Regions from separate parts of the Homo sapiens genome. Here region 2 is linked to region 1. The links are chromatin loops, found by intact Hi-C in ENCODE. Cell type or tissue: HepG2. All regions are shown on one strand. Links, peaks and the distances in the headings refer to the core of each region. The heading gives the core; the rest is flanking DNA. Region 1 overlaps C16orf96 (chromosome 16 open reading frame 96). Region 2 holds the start of LOC124903636 (a long non-coding RNA gene).

Region 1 (9,351 bases), core at 794-8,793:
AGCCTGTGTGACTCCATCTGAGTAAGTCACACAAGATGGAGTAAGACTCCATCTCGAAAAAACAAAACCCGAGATAAAAAGAACAGTATCCTGGGTGCAGTGGCTCACATCTGTAATCCCAGCATTTTGGGGGGCTGAAGCAGGTGGATCACTTGAGCCCAGGAGTTCGAAACCAGCCTGGGCAACATAGCGGTCTCCCATCTCTACAAAAAAATACCAAAATTAGACAGGCGTGGTGGTGCATGCCTGTAGTCCCAGGTCCCTGGGAGGATGAGATGGGAGGATCTTCCTAGCCCAGGAGGTTGAGGCTGAAGTGAGCTGTGATTGCACTACTGCCCTCCAGCTTGGGTGACAGAGTGAGACTCTGTCTCAAAAAAAAAAAAAAAAATTAAAAAGAAAAGAAAAAGAAAAAAAGAAGAGCAAGAGGCTGGGTTCAGTGGCTTACACCTGTAATCCCAGCATTTTGGGTAGCTGCAGTGGAAGGATGGCTTGAGCCCAGGGGTTCCAGAGCAGCCTGGGCAACCAAGGGAGACCCTGTCACTATAAAATAAATAAAATTAACAAAACAAAAGGCCAGCAAGAAAAGAGAAGATTTGAACAATAGTATAAACCAACTAGACATAACAGATATCTACGGAATACCCCACTCAACAATGGTAGAATACATATTATTCTCAAATGCACATAGAATACTCTCCAGGGTAGACCATATGGTAAAGCCATAAAACAAGCCTTAACAAATTTCAAAAGGACTGAAATTATGCAAAATACATACTCTGACCACAATGGAATTAAATTAGAAAGCAACAGAAGAGGCCAGGTATGGTGGCTCATGCCTGTAATTCAGCACTTTGGGAGCTTGAGGCAGGAGTATCATTTGAGCTCAGGAGTTCCAGACCAGCCTGGGCAACATAGTGAGCTCCCGTCTCTATAATTCAAAAATAAAATAAAAAAGTTCTTGGATTGCCAATGGCTCCCATAGACAGGGCTTAAAACAAACAAACAAACAAAAAACAAAAACAGGCCGGACGTGGTGGCTCACATCTGTAATCCCAGCACTTTGAGAGGCTACAGCAGGCAGATCATGAAGTCAGGAGATCGAGACCATCCTGGCCAACATGGTGAAACCCCATCTCTACTAAAAATACAAAAATTAGCTGGGTGTGGTGGTGCGTGCCTGTAGTCCCAGCTACTCGGGAGGCTGAGGCAGGAGAACTGCTTGAACCCAGGAGCAGAGGTTGTAGTGAGCCAAGGTCATGCCATTGCACTCCATCCTGGTGACAGAGGAAGACTTCATCTCAAAAAAAAAAAAAAAAAAAAAAAAAGGCAACAGAAGAAACTATTGAAAATTCACAAACATGTAAAAATTTAAAAAACATTCTACTAAATGACAAATATGTCAAAGAAGAAATCACAAAAGGAATATGTCAAAGAAGGCCGGGCGCGGTGGCTCACACCTGTAATCCCAGCACTTTGGGAGGCCGAGGTGGGCGGATGATGAGGTCAGATCAAAACCATCCTGGCTAACACGGTGAAACCCCGTCTCTACTAAACATACAAAAAAAAATTAGCCGGGCGTGGTGGCGGGCACGTGTAGTCCCAGCTACTTGGGAGGCTGAGGCAGGAGAATGGCGTGAACCCAGGAGTCTGAGCTTGCAGTGAGCCAAGATCGCGCCATTGCACTCCAGCCTGGGTGACAGAGCGAGACTCCATCTCAAAAAAAAAAAAAAAAAAAAAGAAAAGAAATATGTCAAAGAAGAAATCACAATAGAAATAGAAATTAGAAACTAATTTGAAATGAGTTAAAATGAAAGCACAACACACCAGAACTTACGGGATGCAGCTAAAGTGGTGATTAGACACTTAGAACACTTATTGTTGTAAGTGACTATATTAACAAAGAAAGATCTTGAATCAATAACTTAACCTTCCACCTTAAGACACTGGAACAAAGAAAAGCAAACTGAACCTAAAACAAATAGAAATAAGAAAATAACAAAGAATATGGTGAAATTAATGAAATAGAGGATAAAAAAATAGTACAGAAAAATCAATGAAACTAAACACTGGTTAATTGAAAAGGTCAACAAAATTGACAAACTTTTAGCTAGATTGGCCAAGAATCAGACTCAAATTATTAGAATCAGAAATGAAAGAGAGGGCATTCTATCAACTCTACAGAAATAAAAAGGATTATAAAGAAATACTATGAATAATTGCCTGTGGACAAATTATATAATTTAGGTGAAATGGACAAATTCCTAGAAAATCATTAAAACTGACTCAAGCAGAAATAGACAATCCGAGTAAACCTAAAACAAGTGAAGAGATTAAAGTCATAATAAAAAGTACCTTTTGTGCTTCAAAAGACACCAGCAAGAAAATGAAAATACAACCCACAAAATGGGAGAAAACCTCATTTTGCAAATCATATATCTGACCCAGTATATGCAGAATATATACAGAACTCTTACAACTCAATGATACAAATAACCCAATTAAAAATGGGCAAAGATCTGAATAGACATTTCTCCAAAGATGATGTGTAAATGGCCAATAAGCACATAAAAAGAAAAGATGCTCAACATCATTCGTCATCAGGGAAATGAAAATCAAAACTACAATGAGATACCACTTCAAACTCTGTAGGATGGTCAGAAGCGAAAGTCAGATACTAAGTGCTGTTAACCATAAGGAGAAATCGTAATTCTCATACACTGCTGCTGGGAATGTAAATTGTGCAGCCATTTTAGAAGTCAGTGTGGCAGTTCCTCACAAGATTATAGAGATACCAGATGATCTCTGATTCTAATCCTAGGTATATTCCCAAAAGAAATGAAAACATAGGTCCATATAAAAACTTGCACACATGGGCCAGGCATGGTAGCTCACGTCTGTAATCCGACTGCTTTCGGAGGCCAAGGTGGAAGAGTGCTTGAGGTCAGGAGTTCAAGACCAGCGTGGGCTGTTAACACAGCAAGACCACATCTCTACATAAAACTTAAAAATTAGCCAGGCATGGTGGCAAGCGCCTGTAGTCCCAGAAACTTGGGAGGCAGAGATGGGAGGATCGCTTGAGACCAGGAGTTTGAGGCTGCAGTGAGCTATGGTGGCACCACTGAACTTCAGCCAGGGCAACAGAGCAAGACCTTGTCCCTAAAAACAAAACAGAAGTTTGTACATGAATGCTTATAGCAGCATATTCATAACAGTCAAAAGGTAGAAACGAGGCTGGGTGTGGTGGCTGATGTCTGTAATCCCAGCACCTCGGGAGGACAAAGTGGGCAGATCACCTGAGGTCAGGAGTTCGAGATCAGCCTGGCCAACATGGTAAAACCCCGTCTCTACGAAAAATACAAAAATTAGCCGGGTGTGGTGGTGGGCAGCTGTAATCCCAGCTACTCGGGAGGCTGAGGCACAAGAATCACTTGAACCCAGGAGGTGGAGGTTGCAGTGAGCTGAGACTGTGCCACTGCACTCCAGCCTGGGCGCCAGAGCCAGACTCCCTGCATCTTGCGTGGAGATTGCAGTGGTGCCATCTCAGCTTACTACAACCTCCCCCTCTGTGTGATATGCAGTGAGAGGTTTCTCACCCAAGACCCACCTGCTGTCTCACATGTAGGGGACATGCTCTGGACTCCTGTCCTGGGGAAGAAGGGGCAGGAGAGAGAGCTGTGGGGAAAGTGGCTGAGGTCTTTTTTCTGCCCAGGGTGACTGGGCCACATTCAGGGCTTGGATGGTGCTGAGTTCAAGGGAAAGTGCGTCCCCGACAGTTGCCCTTCCAGAAGCTGACCCATGCCATAGTCCTCGAGGCAGGGCTTGTCCAAACCTGCTCTCTCTCTCTCTCAAGAGGGCTTTAAGGATGCTGGGGTTCAGCTAGGGCCCAGTACTTACAAAGGCCTTAAGAGGCCTGAAAAAGGGGCTAAGGCAAACACCCCCTCAGACAAGCAGCTAGACTTGTCCACACGGTCACATGTGGGACTTTGGAAAACAGGAATGCTAACATTTCCCTCCACGGAAACGAGGAATGTAAGAGCACTTCACGACACTGTGAAGGTGACACCAATGACATCTGAGTGTTCGTTACCATTACTGCAATCATGGCAACCTTGGTCCTCTAACACCCCAAAGTGTCTTCCACACCTTTAAGCAATGTTACAAAATAGTTAAAAACCCAATTTTTATTTGTATTTTATTTATTGTTTTTGAGATGGAGTTTTGCTCTGTCGCTCAGGCTGGAGTGCAGCGGCGCGATCTCGGTTCACTGAAATCTCCACCTCTCGGGTTCAAGCGATTCTCGTGCCTCAGCCTCTCGAGTGGCTGGGACTACAGGCACGCACCACCATGCCCAGCTAATTTTTGTATTTTTAGTAAAGACAAGGTTTTGCCACATCGGCCAGGCTGGCCTGGAACTCCTGAGCTCAGGTGATCCTTCTGCCTCAGCCTCCCAAAGTGCTGGGATCATAGGCGTAAACCACCACGCCCAGCCTTAAAAATCCAATTTAAATGTGACATCATTTTAACCTGTACAATATACAGCAGGTGCTTTGTAGTTTCTGAGGGAGTAAAATGGGGAGGGTGTTTAGAAATAAAGAAAGCAACAATAGGTTGTTAGCATCCCCTTAGACTGGATCCCTCTCCCGGGGACTTCCTGGACCCAGTGCATGCAGATGGCATCACCTGAGCTGCAGAAGCTGCGTGCACATATCCAACCAAGTCTGACAATGGCCAAGAACAAATTAGGAGGGCAGAAGTCCACGAATGGACTTCACAAAGCCAGCCAAAAACACTTTAAGGCTAAAAACAAAGCAAAACCAGTTACCACTAATCTTTTCTTCTTCTTTTTTTTAAGATGGAGTTTCATTTTGTCTCCCAGGCTGGAGTGCAGTGGCGCAATCTCGGCTCACTGCAACCTCTGCCTCCCAGGTTCAAGCAATTCTCTTGTCTCAGCCTCCCGACTAGCAGCTAATTTTTGTATTTTTAGTAGAGACGGGATTTCACCATGTTGGCCAGGCTGGTCTTGAACTCCTGAGCTCAGGTGATCCGCCCACTTCGGCCTCCGAAAGTGCTGGGATTACAGGTGGGAGCCACCACACCTGGCAGTTACCACTAGTCTTAAGACAAATGTTATGATTTAAAAGTCAACAGAGGCCGGGCACAGTGGCTCATGCCTGTAATCCCAGCACATTGGGAGGCCCAGGCGGGTGGATCACCTGAGCTCGGGAGTTCAAGACCAGCCTGGCCAACATGGTGAAACCCCGTCTCTACTAAAAATACGAAAATTAGCTGGGCATGGTGGTGCACGCTTGTAATCCCAGTTACTCAGGAAGCTGAAGCAGGAGAATCGCTTGAACCCAGGAGGCAGAGGCTGCAGTAAGCCAAGATCATGCTGCTGCCCACCAGCCTGGGCAACAGAGCGAGACTCCGTCTCAAAACAAACAAACAAACAAAAAAAAGGTTAACAGAGGGTGGGCGCAGTGGCTCAAGCCTGTAATCCCAGCACTTTGGGCTGAAGTGGGAGGATTACTTGAGCTCAAGAGTTCGAGACCAGCCTGGGGAACATGGCAACACCCTGTCTCTACAAAAAATACAAATTAGCCAGTGTGGTGGCACAGGCCTGTAGTCCTACCTACTCAGGAGGTTGAGGTGGGAGGATTGCCTCCAGGGTTGAGCCCGGGAGGTTGAGGCTGCAGTGAGCTGAGATCGAGCCACTGCACCCCAGCCTGGGCGACAGAGTGAGACCCTGCCTTAAAAATAAAAACAAACGAGTCAGTCATGAGCGAACGAGCAAGAGGGTGTTCCACTGCTAGAGCCGAGCGAAGCGATGCCTAAAGCAAAGGAACTTGTTTCTTCAAACTCTTCTGGCAGTGATTCTGACAGTGAGGTTGACAAAAACTTAAAGAGGAAAAAGCAAGTTGCTCCAGAAAAACCTGTAAAGAAGCAAAAGACAGGCGAAACTTGGAGAGCTCTGTCATCTTCTGACAGAGGAGCAGCAGCAGAGATGGTAACATGTTTCAGATTGGGAAAATGAGGTACGTTGGCGTTCAAGATTTTAAAGGCAAAGTGCTAATTGATATTGGAGAATATTGGATGGATCCTGAAGGTGAAATGAAACCAGGAAGAAAAGGTATTTCTTTAAATCCAGAACAATGGAGCCAGCTGACAGAACAGATTTCTGACACTGATGATACAGTAAGAAACCTGTAAAATTCGAGCCATATAAATAAAACCTGTACTGTTCTAGTTGTTTTAATCTGTCTTTTTACATTGGCTTTTGTTTTCTAAATGTTCTCCAAGCTATTATATGTTTGGATTGCAGAAGAATTTGTAAGATGAATACTTTTTTTATATGTGCATTATTAAAAATGTTGAATGAAGCTAATTGTCAACTTTATTAAGGATTGCTTTGTGTGCCCACCACCTAGTGTAAAATAAAATCAAGTAATACAATCTTAAAAAATAAAGACAAACAAAAAAATTGAGTGAATAAAGGTTTTGTAAATATATAAAAGAACTTGCACTCTTCTCAAAAGGCTTTTCTCTTTTTTTTTTTTTTGACACAGTCTTGCTCCATTGTCCAGGCTGTAATATTAATAATAGCTCACTGCAGCCTCGACCTCCCAGGCTCAAGCAATCCTGCCTCAGCCTCCTGAGTACCTGGGACTACAGGTGCACCACCATGCCCAGCCAATTTCAAAATTTTTTGGTAGAAAGGGAGTCTCGCCATGTTGCTCAGGCTGGTCTTGAACTCCTGGGCTCAAGCGATCCTCCCACCTCAGCCTCTCAAAGTGCGGGGATTACAGGCATGAGCCACCACACCTGGCAATCTTTTCTCTTGAACATCTGTAGAAAGAACTGATTCCCCATTGGCATCATGAAAGTGAACCAGTTAATGTTGATGAAGCTACAGGATTAATGGCTTAGTTGTAATGCAGTGGCGATGCATCTCATTCCCTCAAAAAGACCAATAAGTTAAAGGTTTTCTACAATTTAAAAAAATACCCTAAGCCTTGGACCCACAATGTTATGGAAACAGGGTTAGACGAAACAGTTTCAACAACAAACAGCTGACATCATCCCTTGTTTTCGCCTGTGAGGCCAGCTGCAAGAGGTTATTATTACAGGGGAGAAAAACCGAGGCCTGAAGGAGGCAGACTGGGACTCGCGAAAGGAACATTGTAAAACACGTTTGTTTGCCAGGCGACCCCCCGGCAGCCTCACTAGTTGGTGGGTGCAGACAGTTAGCTGTGCAGTTTGCATCATTCTAGAACCAGCTGCCATGGCAACCCCCTTCAATGGGTCATTGTGGGAACCTCGGGCAACTTCAATCAGGCTGGGACAAGGCAAGATTCTCTAATGATGGGGACATTCCTTAGCTGCACAAACAGTCCTGAAGGCTGTACAGCTAGGTCTGAACCTGTCCACGAGCCCCTTTTGTGAGCTGGGTGGGTTGCCCTGTTGAGCTGCTTTTTAGAAGCCTTCATCCATCAAGGCAGGCCAGGGGGCAAGCTGCCTCTGGAGTGCCGGCACCTTGGATCCTGGTATCTGCCCATCCTGCCTGCAAGGCCCTCATAACTTGCCCTCAGCCACCCCAGGCAGCCCTGTCTCTAGTAACAATTTTTGTCTTGAAGTCTATCTTGTCTGAGAAGATCCCACTCTCCTCTGGTCACTGCTTGCAAGGAATATCTTTTGTTATTTTTTAATTTTTTTGAGATGGAGTTTCGCTTTTGTCACCCAGGCTGGAGTGTGGTGGCGCGATCTTGGCTCACTGCAAATTCTGCCTCCTGGGTTCAAGTGACTCTCCTGCCTCAGCCTCCCCAGTAGCTGGGATTAACAGGCTCCCGCCACCACGCCAGGCTAATTTTTTTTTTTTGACGGAGTTTCAGCTCTTGTTGCCCAGGCTGGAGTGCAATGGCGCAATCTCGGCTCACCACAACCTCCACCTCCCAGGTTCAAGCCGTTCTCAGCCTCCCAAGTAGCTGGGATTACAGGCATGTGCCATCACATCCGACTAATTTTGTATTTTTAGTAGAGACGGGTTTCTCCATGTTGGTCAGGCTGGTCTTGAATTCCTGACCTCAGGTGATCCACCCACCTCAGCCTCCCAAAGTGTTGGGATTATAGGGGTGAGCCACTGTGCCCCGCTGGAATATCTTTTTATATCATTTTACTTTTAACGTATTTGTGTCTTGTCTTTTTTTCGTAGAGACAGGATCTCACTCTGTCACCCAGGCTGGAGTGCAGTGGGGCCATCAGAGCTCACTGCAATCACCAACTCCTGGGCTCAAGTGATCCTCTTGCCTCAGCCTCCCAAAGAGCTGAGATTACAGGTGCATGCCACTGTGCCTGGCCCTATTTGTGTCTTTGAATCTTAAATGTGTCTCTTGCAAACCTCATATAGTAGTTAGGTCATGTTTTTTTTTTGTGTGTTTGTTTGTTTTTTATCTATTCTGCCAATCTCTGCTTTTTTTTGTGGTAAAATACCCATAATATTAAAGTATAAAAATATTTTAGTATTGGCCGGGCTTAGTGGCTCATGCCTGTAATCTCAGCACTTTGGGAGGCCAAGGCGGGTGGATCACGAGGTCAGGAGATCAAGATCATCCTGGCCAACATGGTGAAACCGCGTCTCTACTAAAAATACAAAAATTAGCTGGGTGTGGTGGCGGGCACCTACAGTCCCAGCTACTTGGGAGGCTGAGGCAGAAGAACTGCTTGAACCTGGGAGGCAGAGGTTGCAGTGAGCTGAGACCACACCACTGCACTCCAGCCTGGGCAACAGAGTGAGACTCCATCTCAAAAACAAACATATATATAAAAATGCAAAGAAAAATTAGCCAGGCATGGTGGCGCGCACCTGTATTTCCAGCTACTCAGGAGGCTGAAGCACGAGAGTCACTTGAACCTTGGAGGCAGAGGTTGCAGTGAGCAGAGATTGCACCAGTCCACTCCAGCCTGGATGACAGAGTGAGACTCTGTCTCAAAAAAATAAAAATAAAATAAAAATGAAGTGTGCAATTTGAGGGCATTTGGTATGTACACCACTATCTACTTCCAAGACACTTCATTCTCCTAAAAGGAAATCCCGTCCCTGTTACAGTCTCTCTCTGTTCCCCCCTTCCTGAGCCTCTGGAAACCACTAATCTACTTTCTGTCTCTATGAAATACACAGATTATGCCTTTAGATGAAATGTCCAGAATAGGCAAATCCGTAAGACAGAAAGCAGATTAGTGGTTGTCAGGGGTTGCAGGGAGGAGAAGTAAAGGGGAAATAGGGTTTTTTCCTTTCAGGGTGATGGAAATGGCTTAGAACTAGATAGAGGTGGCTGGCTGCACAACAATGTCAATATA
Region 2 (9,351 bases), core at 794-8,793, 65 kb after region 1:
TGCTGAGGCCAGTTCATCCTACCTGTGAGAGGCTGGGTGCCTTGTGCAGAAGGCAGCCTACAGGAGTTACCAAAAAAGCAGACTGTCCCTAGCCTACTCAGGACTTTGCTAGGCTGAAGGAAATATTAAGTTGGCCAATCAATTCCCATTGCCTGCTGCAAATGCTGAGCCTTTGTCAGCCAGGGAAACACAGTCCCATAACAAGGCAAGCTCATCCTCCATCCCTCGGGGCTTCTGCTCAGGCAATGTAAGGCGCAGCCCATTTGGGGAATCTTCCACATGAATAGCAGCACAGTAGCACCGACAACTAATAAAGTAACTCACAAAGACAGAACTGGGGCCAAATCAGGCCAAACTGGGCCAAGGAAAAAGAACTTATTTACTGAGCATTTTCTATGTGCTCTACCCAGAAACAGGTGTCAAGAAGAACACAGAAGTGTTAAGAAATGGTCCTTAAAAGGCCCAAGGCACATATCCTTCCTGAGTTTTCTCTAGATACCTAGTTACATTTTTGTTATCTTTTAGGATATTATAGTACATGGTTTGCTCACTGAGGTCTTTTTGAACCATCTCTCTCACCTTTAGATTTAGCATCTCTACTGGGATTATTTTAGGAAGTCAAGCAATAACTCATATAGCACAATGCCTACCATGTGATAAGCACTCAATGAATGTTACATCATGATCATACTTTATTTTGACTGAGGCTTAGTGATGTCTGAGAACACTCAGAAAATAAACATCGGGATGTACAGAAAAATGGAACCTTCTCTTGACTCCAAATCAGAGACACTCTACTCTGCAATAATGCTGATGAACTGTACGATGCACAGCACAGTCTAGAAGAATGTGAAAGCAGGCAGGTATTACATGCAGGGAAGAGTATGCAGAGGGCTTCCTGGGGCAGGACCCTCAACACAGACAGGATTTGGGGCAGGGCTGGGGGAGGGCCTCCAGATCAAGGGAATATTATGAACAAAGCCAGAAATGGGTAGTTCACAGAGATAGCATAAGGCTGCCCAGCTGTGCGTCCACTTACCAAGGGGCAAAAACAGGCATTGCAAGCTGTAGAATAAGCCTCACATGGGCCTTCAGACCTTGATTTATAAATGTTTTCTTTTTTTTTTTTGGTAAAAGTACAGCTTTGCTAGCCGGGCGCGGTGGCTCACGCCTGTAATCCCAACACTTTGGGAGGCCGAGGTGGGCAGATCAGGAGGTCAGGAGTCCGAGACCGGCCTGGCCAACATGGTAAAACCCTGTCTCTACTAAAAATACAAAAATTAGCCAGGCATGGTGGCACACACCTGTAATCCCAGCTACTCAGGAGGCTGAGGCAGGAGAATCGCTTGAACCTGGGAGGCGGAGGTTGCAGTGAGCCGAGATGGAGCCACTGCACTCCAGCCTGTAATCCCAGCTACTTGGGAGGCTGATGTAGGAGGATTTCTTGAGCCTGGGAGACAGAGGTTGCAGTGAGTCGAGATCATGCCACTGCACTCCAGCCTGGCCGACAAAGTAAGACTCTGTCTCAAAAATAAATAAATAAAATACTTTAAATAATAAGAACAGCTTTGCTGTACACCCTTGAGGACCCTGAGAGCCAAAATTTGTCTCTGGCTGCTCAGTTCTCAGGCAGCAGAGAAAAAGGTGCTGGGATGAAAACACTGAGCTATCTAGAGGAGGGAGGGGTGCAGTAAAGGGTCCTGGAGCCTCTAGATGGGTGATGGAAGTAAAGGACCAGGCTGAGGGCACACACACACCAGGCTGAGGGTCCAGGTACCCCAGGACCACAGGCCCCATGCTTCTTACAGGCAAAATGAGGCAAAGACAAGTGCCATCCATGGCCCAGGTTACCAACTGCAGTAACTTCAGCGTGCTTCTTGCCATTTGCACCTACTTATCATGCTGCACAACAGTGATAGGGAACGTGATTAAATCTCATTAACTGTGTTTTACTCAATAATAACTGCATGCTCTGGGAGAGTATAGTCTTGCTTAATTAAACAACAAGTCCTTGTGCTTCTCCGAAAAATACAAAAAGGAGCCAGGCACAGTGGTTCGCACCTATAATCCCAGCATTTAGGGAGGCCGAGGTGGGCAGATCACCTGAGGTCAGCAGTTCGAGACCAGCCTGGCCAACATGGTGAAAGCCCATCTCTACTAGAAATACAAAAATGAGCCAGGCATGGTGGTGGGCAATTTTTTGTAATCTGCTGTCCACGACTTCAAATTTTCTACACTCAAAATAGGTTCTACCGATTTTACTTTGAAGGAAAGCTAACAGGAAGAATACTGAGTTCTCAAGGCGGGCTGAAAGTACCAACTACCATCTGTACAGACCTGGGGGCTGGGGGCAGAGGAGGCTCCTGGGAAGGCTCGGTTAGCATATTCAACCCACAGACTGGGGCCAGGGGAGGCGACCCTGTGGCCTAGCCACTGTCCAAGGGAGTGGCCACACAGTGTGGCATTCAGAGGCCACCTTGCAACTGCAGAAACATAATTTTTTTTCACTTTCTGAAAAGCTACATGTCCAGACTTAGTCTGGCTGGTTTCTATACTTGAATGCTCTTTTCTTTGCAGGAACCATTGGAATCTCTAGAAAATTGAGGGCCAAATCATAAATATAGAACCTTTTTAGACTTCAATGTCTAATATCCACAAGAAGCTACATGTTCCCCACCCCCACAAAAGAGAAAAAAAGATCCTAAAATATTCCACTCTGGGAAATACACTTCAAGAAATAGTAATAGTAATTGTAATCTGTATCAAAATAATACCCAGCCATACTATGATGTTAGGAAAAAAACAACACACAGCCTAAGAACAAAGGGCATGACTGCTCAAACAACAGTCAACAATGGAATCCTGGCACAGCCGGGGCAAGTTGATAAGCTGTGTTCATGCATGGAAAAGCCTACAGAAACTTTTTATTTTTTTAAAAAGGATCCCAAACACCGACTATAACTGTGTGCAAAAGTATACTGATAATGACAAGTGGGAAATTTGGAGAGCTATAAATACTTGTTTTTTGTTGGACTTTTTAGCCAACTGGCTGCTTCTTTTATATGGAGTGACTCAATTCTCTTGGAAAGAAAAAGGGAAGAGGGAGGGGAAGGCAGCGAAGGGAAGGGAAAAAAGAAACCGAGAGACAGGAATTGGACCAAGCAAACCAGCTAAGATCCCGCACTGCATTAACTAACTAGTCAATGGAAGCTCCTGGGTCCTCTTTTCTGTTACAAATTCTAGAAAGGCCAGTCTACCCTCTCTCTTTCCCATTTCCAAAAAACTGGGACCCTCTGTTTATAAAATCTACCTCCACTACTCCATAATTCCAGTACTCCTAGCTGTTCACCTCATCAGCTGCTGATTCTCATTCCAACACCTGAGCTAACAGAAGCAGTAACAAAGTTCCTATCACAGTTACTTCAAGCAAAAGAGGTTCCTTTAGACCAGCTCAGCAGATCCAGAACACTGTCTCAAAGCTTTTGCTCCTGCTAAATTGCTGGCATGAGGCACTACCAGGACTTCTGAGACAACGAAGATGGTAAATCCTCCTCCATGGAGACTAAGTCCAACAAATTTCAGGTCAGGTAACTCAGTGCATTGCTACCAGGTGGGAATATAATCTAAGGACTATATTATAATTCATTTCCCATCTGGTCATACAGAAAGGAACAATAAAGACTTCTTTGCCCTGGAGAAACCTGAACTGAAGGAAGAGAGCAGGTTGCTGAGCTCAGCCAGCACCGAGAGTAAGCAACAGCAGACTGACTCACTCCCTGGAATGAGAACAATTCTGCAGGCTTCTGACTCAATGAAATAGTGACACTTGACAGTGACCAGCTACTACACTGCATGAGATGCCCACAACATGAACTCGGGTTGTTACCCCACAAACACAGGGAGGCTAAGTGGCTGCTCAGAGACTTCTGCACTGGGACTCCACGAGTGCTCCCTCCCTGCTGAACACCTTGCAGTTGGGCATCAGGATTCTTACCATCACCCTGGATGGGGGTCCCCTGCCTGCTTCCTAGAAGGCTGTTTGCAGCTCAGAGCTCACTCCGATATAAAATTGCCACCATATTAATATGAGGTGATTACGCTTCAGCTTCCACAACTGACTGTCATCCTGTCTTCCCAGTTAAACCAAAAGCTTCCTACAAGAGAGATCCAGATTCCCTCAGATTCAGATCAGGGTCCAATATGACTTATAGGCCAGCACCCTGGGGAGCATCCAACCTGAGTTACAGCTGTTGCAAATACACAGATGGAGTTCCTACTGAGAAAGCCAGTTAAATAGAGGATTTGTGTGCCTGTGCCTGTGTGTGTAACAAGAAAATAACAGCTAAATTCTAAAATACCAAGTAAAGTAATACAAATTTTTAATTGGGTCCCATGTCTCTAAATTAACTGTATGAAATCTGTTTTGACTTCTCTTCAGATCTGACTTGACTCCTAAGTTTTTAACTGACAATTATATTTATGGGGTACAGTGTGATGTTTGGACACATGTATACATTGGGGAATAATTAAATCAGGGTTATTAACATATCCATCAGCTCACATGCTTATCATTTCTTTGTGGTGACAACTTTTAAAATCCACTCTTTTACCAATTTTGAAGTATACAATACTATTATAATATTAACCATATTAACTATAGTCACCATGCTGTAAGGCAGATCATCAGACCTTATTTCTCCTAACTGAAATTTTGTACCCTTTGATCAACATCTCCCCTTTCCACACCCACCCTTCCCTTCCCCCAGCCGCTGGTAACCAACATGTTACACTCTCCTTCTATAACTGACTTTTTCAGATTTCACATATAAGTGATATCATGCACCATTTGTCTTTCTTTCTTTGGCTTACTTCACTTAGCATAATGTCCTCTAGATGCATCCATGTAGTCACAAATGACAGAATTTCCTTCTTGTTTATGGTTGAGTAGTATTCCATCGTGCATAAATACCAGCTTTTAAAAATCCATTAATCCACTGTGTGCTGCGAAGACTAAGTGGGCTAACACGCATGAATGTTTGACAAAATGCAGCACCACCTCAAATATTGAGCTCTTACTGAGGAAGTCGCTGGTGAGAATGAGCAATTGGGTGATTGTTAAACACTGAGGAAGAACAAGAAATCCAGCAATTTCAGATAGTTCTGGGCAGGTCACACCTGAGGACTTCTGACTCAGACCTCATTCTCCAGCAGCGTCAGGAAATAGGAATATCTGCCCTTTCTAAGGTGAGCCACGTGAGCACTGGAGGCTAGAATACCCACATTGCAGATGCCACTGGAGATTGGCTGAGCCACATGTTTGGGGCAGCAGACAGAGCTCAATCAGTTCTAATCCAACAAGGCACGAGATAACAGAGACTTCTCAACACCCTGAAGAAGCCACATCATCTAGAACTACAGCTTCTGAGTTTATAGAATAAATGGCCTGAGGTCTCCTCTGAACTCTGGTACTACCATTCCTCAGGAAATGTTATACATAAGCCCTTTCATTTCAATCGCTGGGGGAATTCAATCCCACGGTTCACTGAACGGAAGAATAAATATTAACCTCTTGATAAAAGAGCAAATCCAGGCTGGGTGCAGTGGCTCACACCTATAATCCTGACACTTTGGGAGGCCAAGGTGGGAGGATCACCTAAGCCTAGGAGCTCAAGACTAGCCTGGGCAACACAGTCAGACCTTGTCTCTACGAAAAATAAAATAATTAGCCAGGCGTGGTGACACACACCTGTAGTCCCAACCACTCGGGAAACTGGGGCAAGAGGATCTTTTGACCCCAGGAGTTCAAGGATGCAGTGAACTATGATCACACCGTTGCACTCCAGCCTGGCAAGGGAGTGAGATGCAAAAAAAAAAAAAGAGCAAGTTAAGACTGAATCCAGCCGGGTGTGGTGGCTCATGTCTGTAATCCCAGCACTTTGGGAGGCCGAGCGGGTAGATCACCTGAGGTCAGGCATTCAAGACCAGCCTGGCCAACATGGCAAAACCCCATCTCTACTAAAAATATAAAAAAATTAGCCAGGTGTGGTGGTGTGTGACTCTAATCCCAAATACTTGGGAGGCTGAGGCACGAGAATTTCTGGAACCTAGGAGGTGGAGGTTGCAGTGAGCCGACAGTGCCACTGCGCTCCAGCCTGCACAACAGAGCAAGACTGTGTCTCAAAAAAAAAAAAAAAAAAAAAAAGACAATGAATCCTGGAAAAGTGGGGACTCTGGGGACACAAAGCACTTGAGTCAGATTACTAAATAAGCACTTGCGCATTTGGGCAAGAAGGCAGGCAAAAGCAAAACAACTGCAAACTAATTTAAAGGCATTAACCTCTTAAGTAACCTCAAAAACTGACAAGAGACCGGTTGTGGTAGCTCAAGCCTGTAATCTCTGCACTTTGGAACTCTGAGGCAGAAGGATCACTTGTGGCCAGGAGTTCAACACCATCCTGGGCAACAAAGTGAGACCCCCTCCATCTCAAAAAATACATTGAATAAAAAAGACAACTGAATAGCAGTTCAAGAAGTCCAAGACTTTTCTTGCAGGCTTTTTTACTGGAGAAGAGAAGTGTGCTCATCTCTAGCCATGTTCAAATACAACTGAGCAAGCAGTGAAGACAGACACCAAGGACAGAACCTGAGACACTGAAATGAGTTCAAAGAAGGGGCCTGGAATCGACTATTGTTGGGACAATGATGAGTCCTGGTAGAGCCTTCCTATTATAACTGAAATAAGCACAAGACTCGCCCCTGTTCCCTGATTGCCACCTCGCTTTATATGAGGACAATGTGTCCCAGGGCTGAGAAGATGAGGATTCTTTAGTTCCATAAGCAGCACCAGGAGCGGGAGGGGTGAAGTCCTGAGTGAATTCTAAAATGGTTCTGGTGGGATTTTTACAGGGACAGAGGCTAGACTTCATGCATCCCACAGGGCTGGCTTTAACTAATGAAACCTTGGGTCATCCCTAGGTTACCATCAAGCAAAAATTATTCCAACACTGAACAACCTTGAAAGCAGGTGTCGTGTGGATAAGTGGAGTCAGTCATGTTTCCTTTCATACAGGCACAAAAATTGTCACCTGTAAGCTTCAGCTTCTATCATAAACAAGGACTGTGAATAGCATTTGGGGGTGGAGGGAAAAAAAGTAGGTGATTAAGATGCATATGCAGAACTGTCATTTTGGGAAACCTGAGAGTGCCATCAGCTCCCAGGTGCTTTCCTCTCTATAAACAGCCTGAAGCCTTAGAAGCCATTCCTGGAGGCTGGTACTGGTAGCTCACACCTATAATCTCTGTACTTTGGGAGGCCGAGGCTGAAGGATCACTTGAGTCCAGGAGTTTGAGACCAGCCTAGGAAACATAGTGAGACCCCCCGTCTCTACAAAAAAAAAAATAATAATAAAATAATTTTTTTTTAAAAGAAGCCATTCCTGCCTTGGCAGAAGGCCCTCAAGTTCACCCAAGAGAGCACCAGACTATAAGTCTGACAGACCTGGGTATACCAGGCTAAGTCACTTTCAAGCAATGTCTCACTGGCTCTGAAGAAACTAAGATCAAGAGAATTAACATGGGCAAGATCACTCAGAGAGCTAATGGTCAAGTTGAGACTAAACTTGAGTCATTCTGAATGCAAGGTGACTCCTCCTGTGTCCCTGGCTAATCCTCATTGGTTCCTGCATGTGAGATTAGTATAGTGTCACCACAGACTGCTAGCAACAAGGAAACTGAAGTTATGGGCTACAGAGGCACTCGTACCACACTGCATTTATGCATGCAGTAGAGAGGTTAAACTACAGCCTGTAATTTGTTGTTTTAGTATGAAAAGTGAGCAAGAGGCCAGGCATGGTGACTCACACCTATAATCCCAGCTCTTTGGGAGGCCGAGGCGGGCAGATCACTTGAGGTCAGGAGTTCGAGAGCAGCCTGGCCAACATGGTGAGACCCCAACTCTACTAAAAATAGAATTATTAGCCAGGCGTGGTGGCGCACACCTGTAATCCCAGCTACACAGGAGGCTGAGGCAGGAGAATCTCTTGAACCCAGGAGGTGGAGGCTGCAATGAGCTAGACTGATCCACTGCACTCCAGCCTGGGCAACAGAGCGAGACTCCATCTAAAAAAAAAAAAAAAAAGAAAGAAAAGTGAGCAAGATTCTATTATTTCTGAGAAATAAGTGCTCAGGCCCAGTTGAAGATTCCGAAGTTGATGCTGCTTGTCCCTAAAACACTCACCTTGGCTCACTCAAATTACACAACAACCTGAGAAGATTGTTCCCTGGTGAGATCTATTTTTGATGACTAACAGGGCAGGCCAAGGCTGGTTCCAGCAGGGGAGGATGGCATACCCCACCACTCAGTGCCTGAAAAGAGGCAATCAGACCTGCCAGACCTTAGTGGACAATGAAGCCAGGGGCTCCAGAGCATCCCTATACCAAAGGGAGGTCACAATAGGGTCTGCACATCTCTATAGCACCCACTGCCATAGTAACTGAAGAGAAATAGACTAAACTGTGTCAAGCATGTATTGAGTATTTAAAATCTAAGCAGTTCTATCTTTCTGCCTACTGAAATATATTGTGCCTCAGAAATGGTAGTGCAATGGATAGAAAGTATGTTAACATAAACTTCCTGTAAAATTAGTAACTCCATAGGACAAGCCTTTGGTCAATCGAACAAGGTGGCTCCAATTTCTCACTCTGGGCCTGCAAGGTATCTTTACACGTTTCCACAGGCCTATAGAGTAAGGTATTATTCCTAGGCTTCTTCACAATGACTGCCCAGATTCTGGTGGGGACTGAAATTGGGGAAAGGAACAAGCCCAGACCAAGAACCAGTAACTCCACATATGGTTGGCTCATCCTACATAGACTGTGCCTATGGTGGGACAGAACTAGCAGCAGCAGCTATTGGACTTGCTCAAAGAAGGATGGTCGGCTTTCCCAGCACTACCAGCAGGCCCTGCCTACACCCAAAGAGTGGTAAGGGGAATGGAATCTGCTTCCTTCTTATCCTCTGACTCACTATCTTAATGCACAAGGCACCAAGAGTGCCTAAAAAAAGGAGGTCCTCAACTGTTTTCCTCCCTTAGTATATAGGGCCTGATTTGCACATGAATGACAACGTCCCATAGGACTAGTCGGGCAGAGTGTCCAGAAAATATATTGCAGATGATGTGAAATTACTAGCAATTAGCTGTAAATGCAGCCCTCTCTTCTACTCTAAACAACTTCTCAGAATGAGAGCCAACTTACAGGGATAATGTTTAACCCAATCAAACCGAGACTGGTCTTGACCTCCTAGCCTCAACAATCCTCCCACTTTGGCCTCCCAAAGTGCTGTGATTACAG

What was found. Hi-C counts contacts between places; a loop is a spot of excess contacts. Peaks named below come from ENCODE experiments on the same cell type or tissue, not always from the same donor. Only the 100,000 strongest peaks of a DNase experiment are listed, where the experiment ranks them.
Region 2: a loop joins it to region 1, with 2.4 times the contacts of the local background. A loop is called at or near these places in 8 of 110 quality-filtered maps.

What each region holds. Positions count from the first base shown.
Region 1 is chr16:4,559,667-4,569,017 of GRCh38, reverse strand. The region is part of intron 1 of C16orf96 (chromosome 16 open reading frame 96); the gene reads right to left. It also overlaps the pseudogene SUB1P3. Among named protein-coding and RNA genes, the nearest start is that of C16orf96, 8.0 kb to the right of the region's middle. In HepG2, for the core only: no CTCF peak of the experiment used is centred there; no DNase peak of the experiment used is centred there; H3K27me3 peaks cover 2,304 bases.
Region 2 is chr16:4,494,913-4,504,263 of GRCh38, reverse strand. All of the region lies in intron 1 of HMOX2 (heme oxygenase 2), which reads right to left. It overlaps LOC124903636 (a long non-coding RNA gene), which reads left to right and starts at 8,574. Exons shown (of 3, transcript XR_007064964.1): 1 at 8,574-8,982. RefSeq lists a silencer at 3,662-3,956. In HepG2, for the core only: no CTCF peak of the experiment used is centred there; DNase peaks (open chromatin) are centred at 2,863 and 3,793.